Regions from separate parts of the Homo sapiens genome. Here region 1 is linked to region 2. A link is a loop called in an ENCODE intact Hi-C map of the cell type or tissue named here. Cell type or tissue: OCI-LY7. All regions are shown on one strand. Each heading gives the region's core, and the rest is flanking DNA. Links, peaks and the distances in the headings are about the cores only. Region 1 holds the start of N4BP3 (NEDD4 binding protein 3). Region 2 holds the start of PDLIM7 (PDZ and LIM domain 7).

The links. Hi-C counts contacts between places; a loop is a spot of excess contacts. Peaks named below come from ENCODE experiments on the same cell type or tissue, not always from the same donor. Only the 100,000 strongest peaks of a DNase experiment are listed, where the experiment ranks them.
Region 1: a loop joins it to region 2, with 2.2 times the contacts of the local background. A loop is called at or near these places in 2 of 110 quality-filtered maps.

The regions. Positions count from the first base shown.
Region 1 is chr5:178,104,691-178,116,443 of GRCh38, forward strand. It overlaps N4BP3 (NEDD4 binding protein 3), which reads left to right and starts at 8,842. Exons shown (of 5, transcript NM_015111.2): 1 at 8,842-9,081. RefSeq lists silencers at 8,582-9,131, 9,212-9,531, 9,882-9,931, 10,542-10,651 and enhancers at 9,970-10,483, 10,012-10,071. In OCI-LY7, for the core only: CTCF peaks have their summits at 8,576, 8,775 and 8,976; DNase peaks (open chromatin) are centred at 8,331, 8,811, 10,041, 10,521 and 2 weaker places; H3K4me3 peaks cover 3,997 bases; H3K27ac peaks cover 3,798 bases.
Region 2 is chr5:177,497,513-177,508,655 of GRCh38, forward strand. PDLIM7 (PDZ and LIM domain 7) reads right to left here and starts at 92. Exons shown (of 13, transcript NM_005451.5): 1 at 16-92. It overlaps DOK3 (docking protein 3), which reads right to left. Exons shown (of 6, transcript NM_001308236.3): 3 at 10,725-11,030; 4 at 7,499-7,598; 5 at 7,231-7,403; 6 at 4,392-7,148. The coding sequence ends at 6,471. RefSeq lists a silencer at 1-487 and enhancers at 698-747, 966-1,705, 3,323-3,562, 4,343-4,392, 4,403-4,472 and 5 more. In OCI-LY7, for the core only: CTCF peaks have their summits at 3,644 (motif pointing left) and 3,851; DNase peaks (open chromatin) are centred at 179, 3,619, 4,729, 7,909 and 4 weaker places; H3K4me3 peaks cover 4,369 bases; H3K27ac peaks cover 5,019 bases.

The DNA.
Region 1 (11,753 bases), core at 3,754-11,753, 610 kb after region 2:
GGGGGTGTGCGGGTGAGGGTGTGTGGGTGAGAGTGTGTGAGTGCCTGCCTGGCTCTCCTGGGTGGGGCTGGATGAATGTTTGGGCACAGGCAGCAGCTGTCACATGGCCTGGCTGCGGGTTTGGGACAGAAGCCAGGTAGGTGGGCTGTATCAGGCACAGCTACAAACTGTGCCAAGGAAGCGGACCAGAGCAGGGGCCCGGGGAAACTTCTGCCTTGGCAGAAGATATTGGGGGGACAGGATGATTTGGGGAGGTCTTCCAAGGCCCATGGTGCTTCATGGAGCCAGGGCCCAGGGCAGGGAGGGCTATAACCCTGGCTTGCCTGATTGGCTGAACACAGATAGATGGAAGGGGGTGTGAGCAGACCGCTAGGTGGATGCCTAAGTGAGGAAGGAATGGGTGGCCACGTGGCTGAGACCCCCAAGACCAGGACCCCACTGTCAGGCCTGTGGCTTCCATAGGCCAGTGGGAAGCGTTCCCCTTTGGGCACTGAGGCCATCGGCTTCAGCTTCACACCCTTTTCCAAACAGACAGAAGTCCTTCAGGTAACCTCAAAAGTCACTTCTCCTGGCCTTCCCCAGAGGGGAAAGGAGAGAGCGGTGCTTGTGGGCAGGGGGCCCTCGGAGCTGGTGGAGGGCACAGCAGAGAGACTGCCTGCATGTGGGAGGCCCCCAGCAGACCTTGCCTAGACGTCAGTCCTCGTTTGAGGCAAACTGTAAAATTATTACAATTTAGGCCAGGCACAATGGCCCATGCCTGTAATCCCAGCACTTTGGGAGGCCATGGCAGGAGGATCTCTTCAGCCCAGGAGTTTGAGCCTGCAGTGAGCTATGACTACACCACTGCACTTCAACCTGGGCAACAGAGGAAGACCCTGTCTCTAAAATAAATAAATAGGCTAGTCGTGGTGTCTCATGCCTGTAATCCCAGCACTTTGGGAGGCTGAGACATGTGGGTCACCTGAGGTCAGGAGTTCGAGACCAGCCTGACCAATATGGTGAAACCCCATCTCTACTAAAAATACAAAAATTAGCCAGGCATGGTGGCATGTGCCTGTAGTCCCAGCTACTCAGGAGGCTGAGACAGGAGAGTTGCTTGAGCCCAGGAGGTGGAGGTTGCAGTGAGCTGAGATTGCACCACTGGACTTCAGCCTGGGCAACAGAGCAAGACTCCGTCTCAAAAAAAAAAAAAGAACCCTGGAGTGTGGGAGGGTTTGTGTGGAAGTAAATAAAATCAGCCTCTGCTGGGTAACTTTTAAAGGCAGGCAGTGGGTACGTGGGAGTTTTTAAAAATTCCCTCCCTTTACCTTTGTGTATATTCGAAAATTGTTGTAATTAAGCTTTAAAAATAATCTAGGTAAAGTCTTGGTTAAAAAAAAAAAAATAGTGGCCCATGGCCAGCACCTTTTGGACAACTCTGGACTGTGACAATCCAAGTCACTGTATTACACAGATTTTTTTTTTTTCTGTCTCTTTTTTTTTTTAAGAGGTGGAGTCTTGCTCTGCTGCCCAGGCTGGAGTGCAGTGGCCCAGTCACAAGCTTCTAACTCCTGGCCTCAAGCAATCCTCCTGGCTCAGCTTCCTGGGTAGCTGGGACTGCAGGTGTGCACCACTACACCTGGCCTAAAACATTTCAAATCATGGTAAAATGCACACAAAACCTAACTATTTTTTGAAACAGAGTCTTGCACTGTCGCCCAGGCTGAAGTACATCAGTCCTCTCTCAGCTCCCTGCAAACTCTGCCTCCCGGATTCAAGGGATTCTCGTGCCTTAGCCTCCCGAGTAGCTGGGATACAGGTGTGTACCACCATGCCTGGATAATTGTTGTATGTTTAGTAGAGACGGGGTTTTGTCATGTTGGCCAGGCTGGTCTTGAACTCCTGGCCTCCTGTGATCCACGCACCTCAGCCTCCAAAAGTGCTGGGAGATTTCAGGCATGAGCCACCACACCCGGCCTCTTAACCATCTTGAAGTGTCCAGTTCAGTGGTGTGAAGCACATGTGCACCGTCGTGCCACCCATCCCCGGAGCTCTCTTCATGGTGCTGCTGTAGTTTCACAATGACTCCTCCAGACTTCGTCCACCCCCAACCCCTTGCCATAAATCACTGCAACTGAGGGACTGCAGCCCAGGAGTTTCTGGGCAAAGTACCGTGTTACCATCTGGGGTGGCAGCTCCACCTGGACTTAGCTGTGGGGCTGGTCCAGGTTTCCGGTGGCCTGTAACCCCAGCACTTAGGGAGGTCGGGGCAGGTAATCTCACACCTGTAGTCCCAGTGGTGCATGAGTGGGCCAGTTGGACTGCCTGGACTTCCGGGGTGTGAGTCCTCATGGGCTCCTGAAGGTCTGAGGTCTGCCCCGGGGCAGACACCTGAGCAAGTCATGGCAGCTCTCAACTTCCACCCCAACCTCCTGCCTGGGGCTGCCCCAGTCACCCCTGGGGGTGGGGGGACCCAGGGAAGAGGAAGCAGGAGGAGTGAACGAAGGCTCCTCTCCAGCTCTGCTGACTCGGGGAGGCAGCCCAGGTCCAGGAGTCCACTTTGACCCCAGGTGCGAGAGTGGGGAGGGCTGGGGAGGCTGGGTGGGTGCACAGCCCCACTGGCTCTGCCCCACAGCCACAATACCCCTCTGTGACACAGTTTTAGAACAATCTTGGGCTGGATGTGGCGACTCACAGCTGTAATCTCAACACTTTGGAAGGCTGAGGCAGGAGGATTGCTTGAGCCCAGGAGTTTGAGACCAGCTTGGGCAACATAGACCTTGCCTCTATTTTACAAAAAAAAAATTTTTTTTTTTTTTGAGACGGAGTTTTGCTCTTGTCACCCAGGCTGGAGTGCAGTGGTGTGATCTTGGCTCACTGCAACCTCCACCTCCCGGGCTCAAGCCATTCTCCTGCCTCAGCCTCCCAAGTAGCTGGGATTATAGGTGTGCACCACCACCCCTGGCTAATTTTGTATTTTTAGTTGAGATGGGGTTTCTCCATGTTGGCCAGGCTGGTCTTGAACCTCTGACCTTAAGTGATGTACCCACCTCAACCTCCCCAAGTGCTGGGATTATAGGCATGAGCCACTCTACCCAGCCTAAAAAACAATGTTAAAAATAAATAAAAATTTGTAAAAGACCAATCTTGGAGGACTGGCAGAGCTAGGGCCGGCACCAGGAGTTATCTGTTAGCCTGCGCTTTGCAAGGTCTGAAACCCTCAGATGCTGCCTCTCCAAGAATGCCCAGCTCTCCTCCCTCAGGCTGGGGCCTGGCCCAGCTCCAGGGGAGAGAGGACAAGGGAGGGCAAGGAGTGAAAGGCGGCCAGGGGACACAAAGCTGTCAGGTCCCTGGACATGCCCAGGGGATGCTGCCTGCTTTACCAATGAAGAATCCGAGGCTCAGGAAGGTCACCAGGAAGTCACGGACAGGACTGGGATTCAGAGCCAGGGCTGCCTTGCTTCAGCTCCTCCTCCTGGTTAGAAAACAGTCCTGAATTGCCTTTTTGCAGATGGTGTCTTAGAGCTGAGCATGGCTAACTGTCAGGCACTGTAAGAAGAACTGGGGGAGTCTGGACATGTGCTGGCCACCAGTCCCCCACACTCAGGGCTCACTGTCTCTTGAGGGTGACAGAGGATAACGCACTGTGACAAGCACCATCACAGCAAAGAAACAGAAAAAGTCCGGAGCGGCAAGAGGATGGGGTGATTAATTTTGCCTTGAGGGTAGAAGGAGGGGCCTTGAGGACAGTGGGTGCTCTTAATGGACTATTCCAACAACCAGCCACTTATGGATGAGGACACAGAGGCAGCTCCCAGAGCAGAGATGCACAGAAGCAGTAGCAGTGGCTTGGCCCGAAGACTAAAGGAGTTGCAGGGCCAGTCTTGAAGCTGGGACTACACCTCTCGGGCAGAGGAGTGTGGGGACAGAATGCGTAGGCTACAAGGCTCCCTCTGGGGCAGAGTCGGGGGTGGCTGGGCAGTAGGAAGCCAAGGCAGGTTGTTGCAACAGTCAAGAAGAAAGGTGATGAGGCCAGAGGTGGTGGCCAGAGAGATGAGGAAATTCCTCCTCACCAGGATGGCTGCAGGGTGATACAGTCCTGGCCACTCACAGACAGCATGGATGCAGGAAGACAGACCACAGACCCACAACAACGAAGGTGCGTGCCGGTGTGGGCAGGACTCAGCCTTCCAGCACTTCAAGACGGGCCCATGACAAGCATTCTGTCCTTCTGACAAACCTTCCCCATAAGGAAAAGGCAGAAGGACCAACTGACCTTCACAGATGCTGCCACTTACCAGGCACTGTGCAGGGTGCTTTAGAGGTGCTAGTTCACTTAATCCTCCCCTTTCAGAGCTGAGGAAACTAAGGCTCAGAGAGAGAAATTAAAGTGTCCCAGGTCAGCCAATTCAGGAAGTGGGTGCATCCAGGGAGGCTGGTTTCACTTCCCCTGGCCTGGTGCCCTGAGTGCCCCACCCCTTGGCATCTGAGCAGTGTGGCTCCCATGCCAACTCTACAGGAATGTCATGTCTGGGGGCAAGTGGCCCCTTGCAGGGGCATCTGCTGTGCAGGTCCAGGAAGGTAAATAAAGTTCACTGAATACAAGATCCCCCCATCCCAGCAGGAGTCCAGCTTGGCCTCTCCCATACTGTCCAGGCAGATGTTGGAGGGAAGAAAAGAGGCCTGGCCTCCTGTTGGTTTCTGCCTCCTCACCTCTGCCCAGCCCACTTTCTTCTCTCAAAGGCCTCAGCAAGGCCAATGGGAGGCCAAGGTCAAGGAGACGGGGTGAGAACAAGAGGCAGCCCGCATGGACAGGACAGGAGCGCAGTGCAGTTGAGCACCTTCTTTTTCTTTTTTTTTTTTTTTGAGATGGAGTCTCGCTCTGTCAGCCAGGCTGCTGGAGTGCCGTGGTGCAATCTTGGGACACTGCAACCTCCACCTCCCAGGTTCAAGTGATTCTCCTGCCTCAGCCTCCTGAGTAGTTGGAACTATGGGAGTGCGCCATCACATCTGCCTAATTTTTGTATTTTTAGTACAGACAGATTTTCACCATGTTGGCCAGGCTGGTTCTCGAACTCTTGATCTCAGGTGATCCACCTGCCTTGGCCTCCCAAAGTGCTGGGATTACAGGCATGAGCCACTGTGTCCTGCCTTTATTTATTTATTTATTTATTTATTTTTGAGACGGAGTCTCGCTCTGTCGCCCAGTCTGGAGTGCAGTGGCACCATCTCGGCTCACTGCAAGCTCCACCTCCTGGGTTCATGCCATTCTCCTGCCTCAGCCTCCCGCGTAGCTGGGACTACAGGCGCCCACGACCACACTCTGCTAATTTTTTGTATTTTTAATAAAGATAGGGTTTCACCGTGTTAGCCAGGATGGTCTCGATCTCCTGACCTCGTGATCCTCCTGCCTCGGCCTCCCAAAGTGCTGGGATCACAGGTGTGAGCCACCGTGCCCGGCCTTTTTTTTTTTAAAGACAGGGTCTTGCTCTGTCACCTAGGCTGGAGTGCAGTGTTCGATCATAGCTCACTGCAGCCTCTGATTCCTAGGCTCAAGGGATCCTTTTGCCTCAGCCTCTCGAGTAGCTGGGACTATAGGCACCACTGGCTTGGCTAATTTTTTATTTTTTTATAGAGATGGGGTCTTGCTATGTCGCCCAGGGAACTCCTGGGCTTAAGCAATGCTCTCACCTCGGCCTCCTAATGCGTTGGCATTACAGGCGTGAGCCACTGCACCCAACCCAGAATCTGAGTTTTCATCAGAACTTAGCTGTGACCTCTCTCTCTCTTCCTCATGCCATTTCTTGCAAGTGGATTCTTATAAGAACCTTCATTCAAACCCTCTCATAAACATCTCTATCACTGTCTCTCCCACTCAGTTGACAGAATGAACACCTTCTCGGCAGCTTCCAGCTTCCAGGTCCTCCTTGGCCCCATTTCTTTCCCTAGAGACCCAGGGGACCCGACCTCCCTGCCTGCCTGTGCCACCTCACAGGCCCCACGTCCAGCTGCGTGCACAAGCTCCTCTCTCTCAATGCTTCGGAGGCTCCCAGCGCCCACTTCAAGAGGCTTCTCTGGGTCTGCTCTCGGTTGCCACCTTCGTCCCTTCCCACCACTAACCTTTCCCACCCAGGGCTTGGACCTTGCTAGCAAGCTGAACGTGCCCTGCCTTCTCTAGCCCTGCTATCTGCTCTGCTGGGAACACTCCTCAGTGGAAATGCTTCCAGGACCATCTCAAAAACCATTGCTCCAGTGAGGCCTTTCCTTGGGTCCCCCAAACAGCCAAACAGGTTCTTGCTCTGAAACTTTATCTGTCCCAGTGAGTAACCCTACCAGACTGGCTCCTCAAGGGCTGAGACCCACAGCAGCTATTAATGAGTTTTCTTAGACAAGTATTCTGAAGTCTGGCAGTTCTATTAGAAATTCTGGCCGGGCGTGGTGGCTCACGCCTGTAATCCCAGCACTTTGGGAGGCCGAGGCAGGTGGATCACCTGAGGTCGGGAGTTCAAGACCAGCCTGACCAACCCCGTCTCTACTAAAAATACAAAATTAGCCGGGCATGGTGGCACACACCTGTGCCAACCAGCTACTCGGGAGGCTGAGACAGAAGACTCGCTTGAACCTGGGAGGGGGAGGTTGCAGTGAGCTGAGATCACGCCATTGCACTTCAGCCTAGGCAACAAGGGTGAAACTCCATCTCAAAAAAAAAAAAAAGTTGCCGGGCGCAGTGGCTTATGCCTGTAATCCTAGCACTTTGGGAGGCCAAGGGGGGGTGGATCACGAGGTCAGGGGATCGAGATCATCCTGGCTAACATGGTGAAACCCCATCTCCACTAAAAATACAAAAAATTAGCCGAGTGTGGTGGTGGGCACCCGTAGTCCCAGCTATTTGGGATGCTGAGGCAGGAGAATGGCGTGAACCCGGGAAGCGGAGCTTGCAGCGAGCTGAGATCGCACCACTGCACTCCAGCCTGGGCGACAGAGCAAGACTCCATCTCAAAAAAAAAGTTCTTTCAGCCAGGCATGGTGGCTCACGCCTGTACTCCCAGCACACTGAGAGGCTGAGGCAGGCAAATCATTTGCCTTAATTGATTTGCCCACCTCGTCTTCCCAAAGTGCTGGGATTACAGGCGTGAGCCGCCATGCCTGGCCAGAAGTTCTTCCTAGAGGTTCTATGCTGTCCTAGCAAGAATTGGTAAGAACAGCATAGAACACAAGGGGTTGCAAATTTGTGGGCCGTAGACCAAATCTGTTCCACAAGTGACAAGATGTTTTTTAATTGAGGTAAAATGTGCATACCATAAAATTAGCCGTTTTAAAGCAAACAATTCAATGACATTTGTATATTCATAACGTTGTGCAACCACCACCTCTGTCAGGCTCCAAAACATTTTCCTCATCCCAGAAGGAAACCCTATGCTTGTTAGGCAATCACTCTGCCTTTCTCTCTCCCCACAGCCTCTGGCTCTAATCTGCTTTCTGTTTGTCTGGATTTACTTATTATAAATGGCATCATTAACACATGTGGGCTTTGTGTCTGGTTTCTTTCACTTGCCATGTTTTGGAGGTTTATCCATGTTGTAGCAGGTATCATCAGTGTTTCATTCCTCTTTTTCTTTTCTTTTCTTTCTTTTTTTTTTTGAGACAGGCTTACGCCATCATCCAGGCTGGAGTGTAGTGGCACAATCTCCGTTCATTGCAACTCTGCCTCCTGGGTTCAAGCAATTCTCCTACCTTAGCCTCCCGAGTAGCTGGGATTACAGGCTCGCTCCACCATGCCTGGCTAATGTTTGGTGTTTTTGGTAGAGATAGAATTTCGCCATGTTGGCCAGGCTGGTCTCAAACTCCTGACCTCAAGTGAGCCGCCTGCCTCGGCCTCCCAAAATGCTAGGATTACAGGGGTGAGCCACCACATCAGGTCTTTTTTTTTTTAAGATAGAGATGGAGTTTTGTGAGTTGCCCAGGCTGTTCCTGAACTCCTGGCCTCCAAAAGTGCTGGGAGAGTTCAGACATGAGTCATCACATGGCGTTCATTTCTTTTTTATGGCTGAATAATATTCCACTGAATGGATCTACCATTGTTTGCTTACACCCTCATCAATTGTTAGTTTGGGCTGTTTCCACCTTTTGGCTCTTTGACTATTGTGACTAGTACTGCCAAGAACATTACTTGTTTGAGGACTATAATTGCCGGATCATATGGTAACTCTATGCTTAACTTTTGAATTAGAAACGGTGTTTTAATTTTTCGAATATGACTCCTTTACGTGTCTGTGTCTGTTTCCATGTCTTCCTACTGTCTTAGTAGGAAGCTCACGACTCATTTGCGTAATTTTTCTGGCCCCTGAAGGCACCTGATTTTGCTGCCCCTAGAATACTTTGGAGGCAAAAAGAAAATAACTCTGTGCCCAATTCAGCCAGAGTCGTGGGGTAAAATCTTTTCACTTCTCAAAGTACTACTGTGGTTCATCCCCAAAGGGGGGAAATCAGGTTTTCCGGAGAGGAGGCGGCTACAATTAGGGAGGTGAGGGACCTCACGCGCCTCTTCCTTAGAGGAGGCGGGCGAGGCGAACGGCGGAGGAGGAGAAGCGGGGGCGCTGTGCGCTCTCTGGGGCGTGGGCCGCGCTCGGGGCTGCCCACCCCTCGGGAACGAGCCGGGGCGCTCAAGGAGGCAGCGACGCGAGGCGCAGCCGGTCCAGGTTTCGCCCGCCACCGCCGTGCGGCGCCTCTGCGGGTCAGGGCCGGGGGCGCGGTCGGGGCCGGGCGGGGCCCAGGTTGGCTCGCGGGTAGGCGGCCCCGCCCCCCACATCCGGGGGCCGGGGCCGGGCTGTGGGCTTGCCGCGCGCCGGTGAGTCAGGCCGGGTTTTCCCTCCGCCTTTGGGGCAGGCGATCGAGCGCCGCGGAGCGCGTCCCTCCCTCGCCAATCCGGCTCCGGCGCCGGCGCCCGCCCGCGTTTTCCCGGCGCCTGCCGCTCCGCCGCTCCGACCCGGCACGCAGTCCCGGCCCGAGCCGACGCCTTGCAGGAGGGTTCAAATCCGCGCGGGGGAGCTGCGACGCGCAAGGGCTGCGGAGCCGCGGGCCGGCGAGCGCGTCGCCACCATGGTAAGTGGGGCGCGCGAGGGGCTGGGGACCCGGGCTGGACTCGGGGGGTGGGGAGGGGTGGGGCGGGTCGCCAAGGTCTTGTTTTCGGGCGTCCTTGGCAAAGCTGCTGTCCCGCTGGCCGAGGCTCCCGTCTGAGAGATGGGCGGGGGTGGCAAGGTGCGGCGTGCGCCCAGGTGTCCCCTGCTCCCGGTCACCGAGGCACCGGATCGGGGACCGACCCCGATGCTCCGCTGGAGGGGCAGGCGGCAGGCTACCTTGCTCTCCCCAACCCCTGCAAACGCGCTTTCCAGGGAGCAGCGCGCGGGACCCCTGCGCCACGGCTGGGTGGGGCAGGCGTCCTTGGCGCCGGCGTCTGACCTCGGCCTCCGCCCCCCGGCCCAGCCGCTCCCGGCAGGCCTCAGGGAGGGGCCAGGAGGAGACGCGCCTCCCACCCCGCCCCCCAGGTAGCTCCGGGACCTCCCGCAGCTTTGGGGAACCCTCGCCTTCACCCCTGCTTTCCTGACACAAATTCCGTGGGGATGCAACCTCGTTTGCCCCTCTGACTTCCCCATGAGATCTCTCGCTTCCTCCCACACCTCCTTTATCCCCCAACCCCCTGCCGGTCCACCAGGCTGCAGCTGCGGGTCTGCGGGTAGGGGACATTCCTAGGTCTTGACCGCCAGAGCACCCGGTCCAGTCCCGGCCACAGCCTTTGGCCCAAGTGAGGGCTGGCCTGGGGACAAGCCGAAATCAGGGCCCTGGCTGTATCCAGAAAGAGAACTGAGACCCGTTGCCTCCCACTGGGCCACCCCCCGACCCCAACCACATAGGAACAGATTGGGCCTGGCTGTCCTCGGGAGGGAGCGGACGCAGGAGGCCATCCTGGGCGCGGTTATCAGCCTCCTCCCAGGGCCCTCCCAGGCAGGGCTTCTCTACCGGCTGGCAGCGTGTGGTGTGCATGTGCCAGACTGTGAATGAATGCGGCCAGCCTGCCTCTGCCACCGCCTCTAGAGCTAGCATAGCGACTCGGAGTCCCCATGAGGCAGGTTTCCTCTATTTCTTCCTGACCTGGGGGGCAGCAGGAGGGATTCCAGGCCTGGTGGACCGCAGTCTAGGGCAGCCTGGTTGCAAGTGTCCTTGGGAGAAACAGGCATGGAGGGCTGGGCAGACATATATGCAATACATACACAGCAGTGTGTGCCCATGGAGGGGAACCCGTGACCCCTGGCTTAGGACAACCTGCTGAGGTAGAAAGGACCTTGCCCAGGGAGTTGAGATTGCTTCTCACTGTGGGATCTTGGATAACTCACCTCGCCTTCCGAGGCCTCAGTTTCCCGATCTGTAAAATGGCGTGAGGGTAATTACTGTCCTGTTTGCCCCCACGAGGCTATTGTGGAGATGAAATGAGATAATGAAATAGAAGGGCTGAGAAAAAACTGTAGACTGCGGTGCAGCCGTGAAGCACTATATGGTGATACTAAGCACCACTTCCGCAGGCTTTAGCCCCTGTCTCTGCCTCAAGTGTCTGTCACAGAGGGGATGGGGTGGGCCAGCCTCTCCCAGCCCCTCTCTGGGCCCCCCTTGCCTACTACCCCCCCCTTTTGGAGCTGGGACATTCCAGTCCCATTCCTTAGGGGCAGCTGCAGACACGCCCCTTAGCAGAGCTGATCCCCCAGCAGGTGGTGGGACCTTTCCCTGGGGCCAGGGCTCAGGAGGGGCTGACTGTAGCCAGGGCAGGCAGCACTCCTGCCCATGTGGGGACTGGAATGTCCCACCCCAGAGGAGATGCAAGGTGGGATCCGAGAGGACTTCTAATCCTGGAGCCTGTGTGCTTTCTCCCCTGCGGCTGAACGTGACCTTAGGCGTGTTACTTCACTTTCTGAACCTCAGTTTCCTCTTGTGAAGTGGGGGATGACAGAACTCATCTCCTGTGTGTCTTGTGAGGATGTGATAGTGCCCTTTGGCGTGACCCAAAAGGGCACCAACAGGCTCTGGGACGCCCCCCTCAAAGAAAGCGCGTCCTCTCCTTCTTTGCTTCCTGGCCAGGGCAGCTGTGTCTTCCATCTCCACCAAGGATTGGTCCGAAAGCAATTCCTCTCCGTGTTCAGAGATTCCAGTGCTGCCTGCTAATCTTGGGGACTGGAGAGGGGTGAGGGGACTGGTGGCGGGGAGCAGGAGTGAAGAGGCCTTACTGGGGCTAGCCAGGACCTGTGGAGAATGTGGCTTGAATGTCCCAGCCCAAATCTAGCCAGCTGTGTGGCTGGGGGTTTGCCGCTCCCAGCTCAGGGAAGCCCAGGCACTTGGCTTGTCCCCTACCCTTCTCTCCACGACCCGTGCAGGGTCCCCGGCTTTTTGCTCTGATGTTCCAGTGAGGCTGCAAGGCACTTGCTGTCCTCCCTCCCTCCTCCCCCACCAAATCCCCTCCGCCTGCACAGCTGCCCTGCCCAGCTGCCCTGCCCGGAGCAGGCAATCCCTGGGCTTCCAAGCAACAGGAAGGAAGGAATGTATGTGTTGGGGGAGGGGGTGGAGGTAGGATGGACCCCTTTAGGAAAAGAGACTGTCCCCACTCTGTGACATACGCAGGGAGGAGTGTCCTGAAAGCTGGGGGCCCCCGCCCTGCTGGGGGAGCTGATAATCCAGTCAGTCAGCCAGGAGGGGCACAGTGGGGACGGTGGGGGGCCTAAGGAGAGACA
Region 2 (11,143 bases), core at 1-8,000:
CGCGGTCGTCGATACCTGCTTGGCCCGGCCAGGGCGCTGCTCTGCGTCGGGCTCCAGGGAGCCTCGTTGGGATCGGCCGCCAGTGTTCTGACCCCGCCCCCACAGCCACCCTCCACTTTGAGCGCGCGGACGGGGGCGGGGCACCAGGCCACGCCCTCGTCGCGACCACGCCCACTAGACTTTCTCCGCTGGTGGAAAGCCCCACCCAGCTCTTCCGTCCTGCCCAATCACCAAGTCCCGTCGGGCTTAGAGCTGAGAGGCCTCGCCGACCCGGGCCCTGCAACGGGGCGGAGTCGGGAGGGGGCCGGGGCTGCGGGTCGCCTCCTTAGGGAAGCGCTGCCTCGCCCAGTCCCTCGCACCGCCCGCTGGCGGAGGGAGAGGAAAGCGGACCTTCAAACCAGACCGACCTGGGACATAGTAGTCTCTGAACCTTAGTTTGCTACTCCGAAAAATGGGACGATCATACTCGCCTCGCAGGGCTGCCGCGAGTGTCGGTATCGTAGGCGCAACCCTCGGGGACTGCAGAATCTGTAAATCAGAGGGGCTGGGGGAGACAAGTTGAGGGGGACAGGGGCGTTTAAAGCTAGAGTTGCGCAACGCTCTGCCGAAGGCAGGAAAACAGGGCAGGAGCGGACGCCGGATGTCCCTGCAACCCCGAGCCGACCCGCGCACCGTCGGAAGCGCCGCGTCCCGCTCCACCTTGGCCAGAGCGGACTGCGCCGCCTGGGAGGCGTCCTCAGAGTCCCGGCCCCGCGTTCAGCCCAGGCACTAGGGCCGGCGGCACGGACACTGAGCACATGCGGGTGTCGGGGTGAGGGAAGGGGCGTCCACCCTCCACTCGCTTGGTGGTCCCGGCCCATCACCTCCTCCTAGGACAGAGTCGCTGCAGTTCTCCCCTCTCCATCCACAGTCATCACACCCACCCTGTTCTGCACAAACCGCCGTGAGAGTTCTCGTCGTTAAAGACCTTCTCTTGACCCCACATCCCTCTCCAGCTACTACCCTTTAATTCTCCTCTCGAGAGTAAAATTCCTCCAGGGAGTTGTCTGTTTATCGCGTCTCCACTTGCTTTCCTTCAGTTATCTCTTGAAGCCATGCCAGGCGGGCTCTTGTCCGCACCCGTCCCCTGAGATCTCTCTTCTCAAGGTCCCCTGTGGCCTGGAGGCCATGGGGCCATGGAATCCGTGGTGGTTAAGTTTCATCCTGCCCTGCCTAGGGGCAGCACTGGTCCAGGTTGATCCTTTTCCGCGAAACACCCTTTTTCCCTGGCTTCACAGCTTCCCCCTGCCCCACTGGCCCCTCCTTCCCATCCTCCTCTGCCTCTGGCCTTGGCCATCTGATGTCGCCTCTCTTTATGCTCACCCCCTGAGACCCCGTACTGTCCTGTGGCTTTCAACACCACCTATATGCAAAGGCATCCCATGTTTCATGGCCAGCCTGACCTCTCCCCAGGAACTCTAACTCCATTATCCAAAACCCTGCCTAGATGTTTACTAGATCAGGGGTCCCCAACTCCCCGTTTGTGGCCTGTTAGGAACTGGGCTGCACAGCAGAAGGTGAGCAGCGGCAAGCCAGAGAAGCTGAGTGCAGCGGCAGCATTAGACTCCCATAGGAGCGTGAACCCTATTGTGAACTGTGCATGCGAGGGATCTAGGTTGCTCATTCCTTATGAGAATCTAATGATAAATGGGCCGGGTGCAGTGGTTCACGCCTGTAACCCCAGCACTTTGGGAGGTTGAGGCGGGGGAGGATCACTTGAGGTCAGGAGTTCGAGACCATCCTGGCCAATATGGTGAAACCCCGTCTCTACTAAAAATACAAAAATTAGCTGGGCGTGGTGGCGCATATGCCTATAATCCCAGCTACTTGAGAGGCTGAGGCAGGAGAATGACTTGAACCTGGGCAGCAGAGGTTGTAGTGAGCCAAGATGGCTCCACTGCACTCCAGTGTGGGTGACAGAGCGAGACTCTATCTCAAAAAAAAAAAAAAAAAAAGAGTCTAATGATAAATGTACTGCACTCGAACCACCCTGAAACCATCCCCACCCCACCCCCAGTCTGTGGAAAAATTGTCTTCCATGAAAGCGGTCCCTTCTGCCAAAAAGGTTGGGGAACCACTGTACTAGGTATCTCAGACCATCATGGCCCAATTCAAACTTGTGCCTTTCCCACCTTCCTAACTCCTTCCTCACTTCAAGAAGTGCCACCAACATTTATCCAACTGGTTCAGCAGAAACGATGAAGTTATCCTTTCTCTTCTGTCCTCCCCCAGATTCTGCAAATTCCACCTTCAACATGTTCACATCTAACCGCTGCTGCCACCATTGTCCCAGCCACTGCCATTTTGTGCCTGCGCCCCTGTAACGGTCTCCTAACGGGCATCCCTGCTTTCACCCTTGCCCCTTCCAGAGTCTTCACGAAGCAGCCAAAGTGATATTTTTAAAGCCAGAATCACAGCACCATGTCACTCTCAGCTTTTAGCATTCCAGTGGGCTCATATTGCACTCAAAATAAAACTGAAGTCCTTAAGACCTACAGAATATGAATAAACTGGGTCTGACTCCTACCACTCGCTCCCTCCACTCCAGCCACCCTGACCTCCTCACTCACATTTCCTCCAGCAGGCCAAGCATATTTCTGCCTCAGGGCCTCTCCACTTGCCAGTTCCCCTGCTTGAAACACTTTTCTTTTTTTTTCTTTTTTCTTTTCTTTTTTTTTTTTGAGACGGAGTCTCGCTCTGTCATCCAGGCTGGAGTGCAGTGGTGTGATCTCGGCTTGCTGCAACCTCTGCCTCCCACGTTCAAGTGATTCTCCTGCCTCAACCTCCCGAGTAGCTGGGACTACAGGCATGAACCACCATGCCCGGATAATTTTTATATGTTTAGTAGAGATGGGGTTTCTCCATGTTGGTCAGGCTGCTCTCAAACTCCTGACCTCCAGCGATCCACCTGCCTTGGCCTCCCAAAGTGCTGGGATTACAGGCGTGAGCCACCATGCCCGGTGCCCGGCCCTTGAAACACTTCTCCAGATATCTCAGCAACAGGTTTCCAACTTTATTTAGGTCTCTGCTCAGATGTGGCCTCCTCCCAGGGCCTTTCCTGATCACAGCTGAAACAGCAATCCCTGGATGCCTCACCCGCATCACACACTAGGCCCTCCCTCTGCTTTATTTTTCCCCATAGCATCTCCATCATCTCACATTCTGTATGAAATGTTTGTTTATTTAAGAATCCCACAGCACCAGAGACATCTGGATGTGGAAAAGGCATCTCCAGATTCCATGTGTGGAGGGAGATGGGGGAATGGGGACTCTCTGCGGTGCTCTTTCCAGGGTGTGTTCTTTGTTAGGACAATGAAGACACACAGCTAATGTGTCTTATCTAACATTTCCCCAGGGCCAGCACACAGTGGATGTGAATGAACACACGAAGAAAGGAAGGATTGACAAAGTGAAACAGCAAATGAGCAAAGGAAGAGGCGGCAGCCTGGGGGTCCTGGCAGTCCTCCAGCAGAGAGGACCCCAGGCTCCCATTCCTTGGGCTGGTGCAAGGCTCTGGTCTGTGTCCCCTGGGGAGCCTCCCAGCACAGGCAGCCCCTGCGTAGCAACTGGACCTGGACAAGGACCCAGCGCCCTCTGGTGGCCGAGACTCCTGAGGCTCCAGGCCAGGCCTCTAGCGTCCTGGTGGTTTCCAAGGACTTTCTTTCCCACAGTCCCCTTGGAATATCACAGAAATCCCTAGGAAACAAAGCAGCTCAGATTTGTAATGAAGGAAAGGATGCCATGCTGGGTCCCCAGAGTCCTGGGTTCTGGTTCTAGCCATGCCCCTGACTCTCTGGGTGACCTTCAGCGTGTCCTGGGATTTGAGCTGCCAAGGGCTGGGCTTGGGCTTGCCACTGTAGGGAGTGGGGGTGCCTGCAGCAGCACCTCGACTGCCCGCCTCTTGGCCTCAGCTTGCTCTAAGACCTTACCCATCAGGAAGTGCTTGCATGAATAAGTGAGCCAAAATCTTCCTCCCTATGGCTCTAGCATCCCTCCAGGCTTTGCATTCTGTGTCCACACACATCCTGGAAGAACACCAGAGTCTCCATTCCCCCAACCCCCTTTCACCCATGGGATCTGGAGATGTCTTTTCCACATCCAGATGTCTCGTGTGCAGTGGGATTCCTAAATCTGGAGCTCAGGGGGAGGTGTGCACTGAAGACAGACCTTCGGGGTCATTAGCACCTAGAGGGTCTGTGACACCTGGAGAATGACTGGCTTGCTGAGGCCAGTGGTTCCCAGCCTAGGCTGCATACTACAATCATCCGGAAATCCAGTGAGCGTGGATGCCCAGAACCCACCTACCAGACTGATGAAATCAGAGCCCCTGCGTGTGGGCCCAGGCATGGGCATTTGATTTTTAAAATTTTTTATTTTCTTGGTAGATCACTCACAGAACATGCATGGACATTTTTACAGGCTTTCAGGAGATTCTTTGTGTAGCAGGGTTGAGCTACACTACATCTGAGCCTAGGACCCTGGGAAGAACTCAGAGAAGGCAGCAGTAGAGGCTGGGAAGGAGATTGTTATGAGGTAGGAGGAATAGCAAGTAACGGGGGTGTTTCAAGAACCAGAGCCGAGTGCTGCTGAGAAGTCAAAGTCCTTGTTGCTTTTGTTTTGGAGAATAAGGTTGGTGACTCTAATAAAAGCCACATAATGGCATCATGGGGATGAAGGAGAGTTAATTGAGGGGAGAATGGGGGTGAGAAAGTGGAAATGAAAGTAATCAACAACTCTTTTGAACAGTTTTTGCTGTGAAGAGGAACAGAGAAACAGAGGTGGCCGAAGAGGAATGTGAGGTCAAGGGAAGGTTTAAAATGTGAAATTACAGAGCATGTTTGCGTGTGGCTGGAAAAGCTGCTGGTAGGATGAATGGGCGCAGGAGAGAGTGGGGACAGCTCAATTTTCCAAGCTCTGAGGTGAAAGGAGCCGGGATCAGAGCACAGCTGGGGACAGACACTGTTTCTACTGTAGGGGTAGGAAGAAGACAGATGGATGCCAGTACACTTGCAGATACGGTGGGAGAGCCCGACCTGTTTCCCCAATATGCCTGTGAGGAGACATTGGGTGGGGATAGACAGGAGGTTCTGGGGAGGAGAAAAGCTGCCCTACTAGGGAACAGGGTCTCTTGTGGCAGGGAGTGCCTGCCTTGCACTGTTAAGAAGGATGCAGGCAGTCTGCTTAAATGGATTTCTCTGGCTGTGGGCAGCTGTGTGCAGGCACTGAGGAGGTCTGGGCTCGCCCAAGGCCGGGGACTTTGCCAGACCAGTAAGATGAAACGAGAGAGAACAGGGGGAAGGGACTATGGAGAACAAAGAGGGGATGGTGGGCAGAGGCCTCGAAGAGCCAGAAAAGGGTCCCTGCAGGTCGACATGCCTAGGCAGGGGCGGTACTGGCCGCACTAAAGGAAGTGAGCTGGAAGGAGGTGGCGGCCAGAGGATGAGGCTTGGACAGGAGAGAGCAAAAATTGTGTGTCCGTCATGAAAATGAGGTTCAGGATGTGCCAAGGGTGTGTGCAGCTGAGGTGGAGTTGCGGTGAGGGGCTGGGCAGTCAGAGCCCTGGAGGCATGACGCTTGCGTGCGTGGCTGGCTCCTAGGATGGCGCCAGGAGCAGGAGCAGAGGAGGGAACGCAGCATGGAAGTCTTCAGGAAACTTCTCTCCCCCTGGAATGTCGGCTCCCGGAGAACAGGACCAAGGCTGTCCTGAACACGGCTGTGTCCCCCAGCGCCTGGCACTGAGTAGGCACGCAGCAAACTCTCATCAAGGATTATGCCTGATACGTCATCGGTTCTCTCTCCTTTACAGATGAGGAGACTGACGCCTGGGGTTCCCAGAAGTATCTGCAAATTGTTGGAGTTTCAGCAGGGAACAAGTGTTTTGGACGAGGGTGTCTCTGAAATCCCTTCCACCTGCACCCCGCCCCCACTGCCTCCTCCCAGCTCGGGCCTCCGGGTCTCCAGTTGGGCCCTCATGTTGCTCCTTCCTGAGTCTGACAAGTAAGCCTCACAGCTCCCTCCGCCTGCCTCTTCGTGTCACTCGGCCGTGCAGAGCAACATGGAGTCCTAATGATTTCCATCCCGTCTGTCTGCTGCAGTGGGTTTGAGCCCACGGGTGGCAGGTAAGGCCCAGGTCACCTGTGCCCCTGGAACCGGCACAGGGTGCTTGTGTTGGCCGCAATGAACGTGGGCAGGGGCGTGTGCCGTGAGTGCCCCTGCCGGGAGCTGCTCTGAGCTTTATTATCTGTGAGTCTGCACACTATTCATGAGGAGGGCAGGGCAGGGCTGAGGTCCTCCACAGGCGGCCTGCCTTGTTCCTGCAGGCCAGGGTGGACACAGGCGTGTGTCTGCATGGGCCCAATGTTTGCCCACCAGCCCACCCTCCTGTCCCAGGGGGAGCACCTCTCCCCTCTGGCCACCACTCTGCTGGGCGTTCAGGGCCGGTCACAAGGGGCTGGGCCCTTCCTCCGCTCACGACTCAGCAGGGTCACCAGCTTGGCCTTGAAACCTGCCTGAGGGTCAGGGCGGCCTGTGCCCTCCACCTGATCCAGCTCCAGCAGCCGCCGGTACTGGGCCTCCAGGGTACTGTCGTTGGCCGGGCCGGGCCAGCTCAAGTCCTGGCCGTTGTGGTAGATGGGACTGGTTGTGGGGCTGCGGCTGCCGGGGCCCTCGTGCGGCTCAGGTTCCCCACCGTGCAGCGTGGGGCTGGCCTCCAGCACACACAGGTTCTCATAGAGGTGCTCATTGCCTGGGGGCCCACTGGCACGCTTGCACACTGAAGCGTAGAGCCCGGACGCCAGATCGTTGGGCTCCGGGCCTAGCAGTAGCGGCAGGCTCTGGGGTCCGGGCTCGGCCAGGTGCATTTTCCTGGACGTGGGTGGCTCAGGTCCTGGTGGCATCTCCCGAAGCTCTCCGGGGGTGTCCAGGGAGGGCAGAGAGGTGGCCCGTGGCAGGGGGCAGGGCTGGGGCCTGGTCAGCTCTGGCAGCCGCTCCCGCTGGCGGGCGATGGCCCCGGCCACAGCCCTGCACAGGTCAGGGGCACAGGGGGTGCTGAAGGCAAAGAGGCCCTCACCCGAGTGGCAGCGACGGCCGGCCTCAAAGGAGAACACGCCCTGGGCACAGGGCACACGGGTGGGGATTAGCAGGAGGGTCCAGGGTGTCAGCCCCTCACCCTTTCCCACCCCTGCACCTCACCTTGTCGGAGCCGAACTTGCGCAGGAAGTGGTAGGGCCAGCTGTAGAGGGCCTGGGTGCCCTTGGCCTCCCTCAGCTGGATGGCGTCTGGGCCCAGCACCAGCAGGGCCGGCCCCTTCAGCTGGCAGCGGGTGGCGGCCTCAGTCCTCTGCACCACCACGGGAAACTCGCCCACTGTGGCAGGTGGCCAGGACAGCTCCGTCAGTCCCAAAAAGACCCAGCCCTGGGTGTGGGGGGCTGAGGCTGCCCTTGCACGTCCTCCAACTTACCTTCCTGCCAGGAGGAGTAGATGGAGTTTTCCTCCATGGGGACCAGGCCCCTCTTGGGAGACTGGGCATCTGTGGATCCTGAGGAGGCCTCCCCTGTCCCCTGGGGAATGAGTTCAAGTCAAAGGTGAGAGCACCGCACTCCCATGCCCTGTCCCCTCCCCTCAGTATCCCAGAACTCCACAAGCCAGGGGGCATCCAGGGGCCTGGGCTCCAGTTCCAGCTTTGCCCGGCTCGCTGCATAAGCCTAGGTCCCCTTCCGAGCCTGTTCTCCCACCTGGCTCCCCACTGAGAGTGCTGGGCTGGGCAAGAGGCACTGTGCTTGAGGGTGTCTGAGAGCTGCAGATCACTGGGGACACAAAAGGATGTCCCTTGCAGCCCCTGGGCTTGGCTGGGCCAGCTTCTGTATGTCTGACAGCCTAGAGCAGTACCCCAGGTGTCTTCCTCCATCTCACCACAGCCACCTGCTATGACCCTGCAAGGTGCCCCCAATCTCTGCCTCATCCCCACACCCAGGCCTTCAGCATGTCCCCTGTGCTCTTTCCCACTCAGCTCCTCTACTAGCACCACCCTGGCCCATAGCAACACAGCCGGGTCAAATGCCACAGCTTCCTCACCAGGCTCCTTGCTCCTGTCAACTGCCTTTTTTTTTGACATGGAGTCTTGCTCTGTCACCCATACTTGAGTGCAATGGCGAGATCTCGGCTGACTGCAATTTCCGCCTCCCGGGTTTGTTTTTTTTCTTTAAGATGGAGTCTCACTCTTGTCGCCCAGGCTGGAGTGCAGTGGCGCGATCTTGGCTCACTGCAAGCTCCGCCTCCCAGGTTCACGCCATTCTCCTGCCTCAGCCTCCCAAGTAGCTGGGACTACAGGTGCCCGCCACCAGGCCTGGCTAATTTTTTTTGTATTTTTAGTAGAGATGGGGTTTCACCATGTTAGCCAGGATGATCTCGATCTCCTGACCTCATGATCCGCCTGTCTCGGCCTCCCAAAGTGCTGGGATTACAGGCATGAGCCACCGCGCCCAGCCCGCCTCCCGGGTTTAAGTGATTCTCCTGCCTCAGTCTCCCAAGTAGCTGGGATTACAGGTGCCCACCACCATGCCTGGCTAATTTTTTGTATTTTTAGTAGAGACAGGGTTTTACCATATTGGGCAGGCTGGTCTCGAACTCCTGACCTCAGGTGATCCACGTGCTTCGGCTTCCCAAAGTGCTGGGATTACAGGCACGAACCTCCATGCCTAACCTCAACTGCCTTTTGTTTTTTGATTTTTAAAATATGATAAAATACAGAGAACATAAAATTTACTGTTTTAACCATCTTACTTTTTTTTTTTTTTTTGAGACAAAGTCTTGCTCTGTCGGCCAGGCTGGAATGCAGTGGTGCGATCTAAGCTCACTGCAACCTCTGCCTCCCAGACTCAAGCAATTCTGCTGCCTCAGCCTCTCAAGTAGTAGCTGGGATTACAGGCGTGTGCCACCACACCCAGCTAATTTTTGTAATTTTTTTTTAGTAGAGATAGGGTTTCACCATGTTGGCCAGGCTGGTCTCGAACTCCTGACCTCAGGTAATCCGCCTGCCTCGGCCTCCCAAAGTGCTGGGATTACAGGTGTGAACCACTACGCCCGGCCCATTTTACATCTTAAAGTGTATCATCAGTGCTCTTTTTTTTCTTTTCTTTTTTTTTTTTTTTTTTTTGAGACGGAGTTTTGCTCTCGTTGCCCAGGCTGGAGTGCAATGGCATGATCTCGGCTCACCGCAACCTCTGCCTCCCAGGTTCAAGCAATTCTGCCTGCCTCAGCCTCCCGAGTAGCTGGCATTACAGGCATGCACCACCATGCCCAGCTACTTCTGTATTTTTAGTAGAGACGGGGTTTCTCCATGTTGAGGCTGGTCTCGAACTTCTGACCTCAGGTGATCCGCCCGCCTCGGCCTCCCAAAGTGCTGGGATTATAGGCCTGAGCCACCGCACCCGGCCACCAGTGCTTTTTAGTATACTCACAAGGCTGTGCACTGTTGCCACTGTCTAGTTCCAGAACTTTTCCATCATCCCACATGGAAGCCCTGTACCCATGAGCAGCCACTCCCCACTTCTCCCTTCCTCCAGCTCCTGCCAACACTCATCTGATTTCTATCCCAATGGAGTTACCTTGTCTGTACATTTCTTTCTTTCTTCTTTTCTTTTTTTTTTTTGAGACAGGGTCTCACTATGTTGCCCAGGCTGATCTTGAATTCCTAGGCTCAAGCAATCCTCCTACCTCAGCCTCCCAAAGTGCTAAGATTACAGGCAAGAGCTACTGTGCCAGGCGTTTGTTTGTTTTTATGGCTGAGTAGTATTCCATCTTGCGGACGGACCACGTTTTGCTTATCCATTTGTCAGCTGATGGCCATGTAGGCTGTTTCCACCTTCTGGTGGCTGTGAGTAGTGCTGCTATGGACGTTCATGTCCATGTGGGTTTTTTTTTAAGATAGGGTCTTGCTCTGTCTCCCGGGCTGGAGTGAAGTGGCACGATTACAGCTCACTGCAGCCTCGACCTCTGGGGCTCATGCGATCCTCCTGCCTCACATGTACATGTTTTGTTTGAACACCTGTTCAAGTTCTCTTGGGCACACACCTAGGAGTGGACCTGTGGGCCACATGGTAACTCTGTTTACCTCTTTGAAGAACCCCCAGGCTCACTTCCTTTTGACCCATCACAGACCTTTTGGGGCTTTACAAACATGTCCGGCTTAAACCCTCCAAAGCCTTCGCCTCTCACTCAGAACAAAACCACACACATGGCCTAGGGCATTTCAGCCGCTCTCCTAAGCTCTGTGAGTTGGCTTCCTCCTGCACTCCTTTCCTTCCAGCCACGTCGCCTTCTTTCTGCCCTTAAACACCCCACACTGTCCGGCCTCGGGGCCTCTGCCCACGGGACTCCCTCTGTTCACAACTCCCCAGGCTGCCCCTGTCCTCAGACCTTTGCCCAGTGGGTTCCTGTCATTCAGGGCCCTCCTCTGAGAGGCCTTCCCTGGCCACCCTGCCCGTCGCTCCCTCACTTCCTCCTGCTCCCCTGGCGGTCCATTTTCTCCATGGCACGCACGGCCCTCTGAGAGTCATTATAGATTTACTTTTCCCAGGCTTGTAGGTGCTCGGTGGAGCTTGCTGGGTGATGGGATGTGAGCGTGGAGGTGGACAAGTCGGGGGCAGGTGCCCCAGCCCAATCGCCCCCCTGCTCGCCGCACTCACCGGGAAGGCCAGCTGGCAGATGGGGCCCATCCAGGCCTGGCGGTGCTGAGCAGCCAGTAGATGGCTTCGCTCGGTGGTGGTGAGCAGGAAGGCACCGGTGTCCCGGGGGCAGCTCTCGCCGTCAGCCGGCAGCACGGACACACAGTCAGCCAGGCGGATGACCCGTCGCTCCCCTCGCCGGCCAGGCCCTGCCGACCTGTCACCCGCTGCTCCCAGGCCACCATCCCGGACCTCCCAGCTCTCCAGCCGTGCCACGCCTGATGGGCCTCCTGCATACAGCAGAGCCCACACCTTCCGCCAGCACTTCTGCGGGAGGGGAGCGGGAGGGTGAAGACCCTTGGGTGGCAGATTGTCCGTGCCACTTGGCTCAGCACAAGCTGCTCGGCAAACGCTCCCAGCCAGGAGCGGGCCTCTGCTCC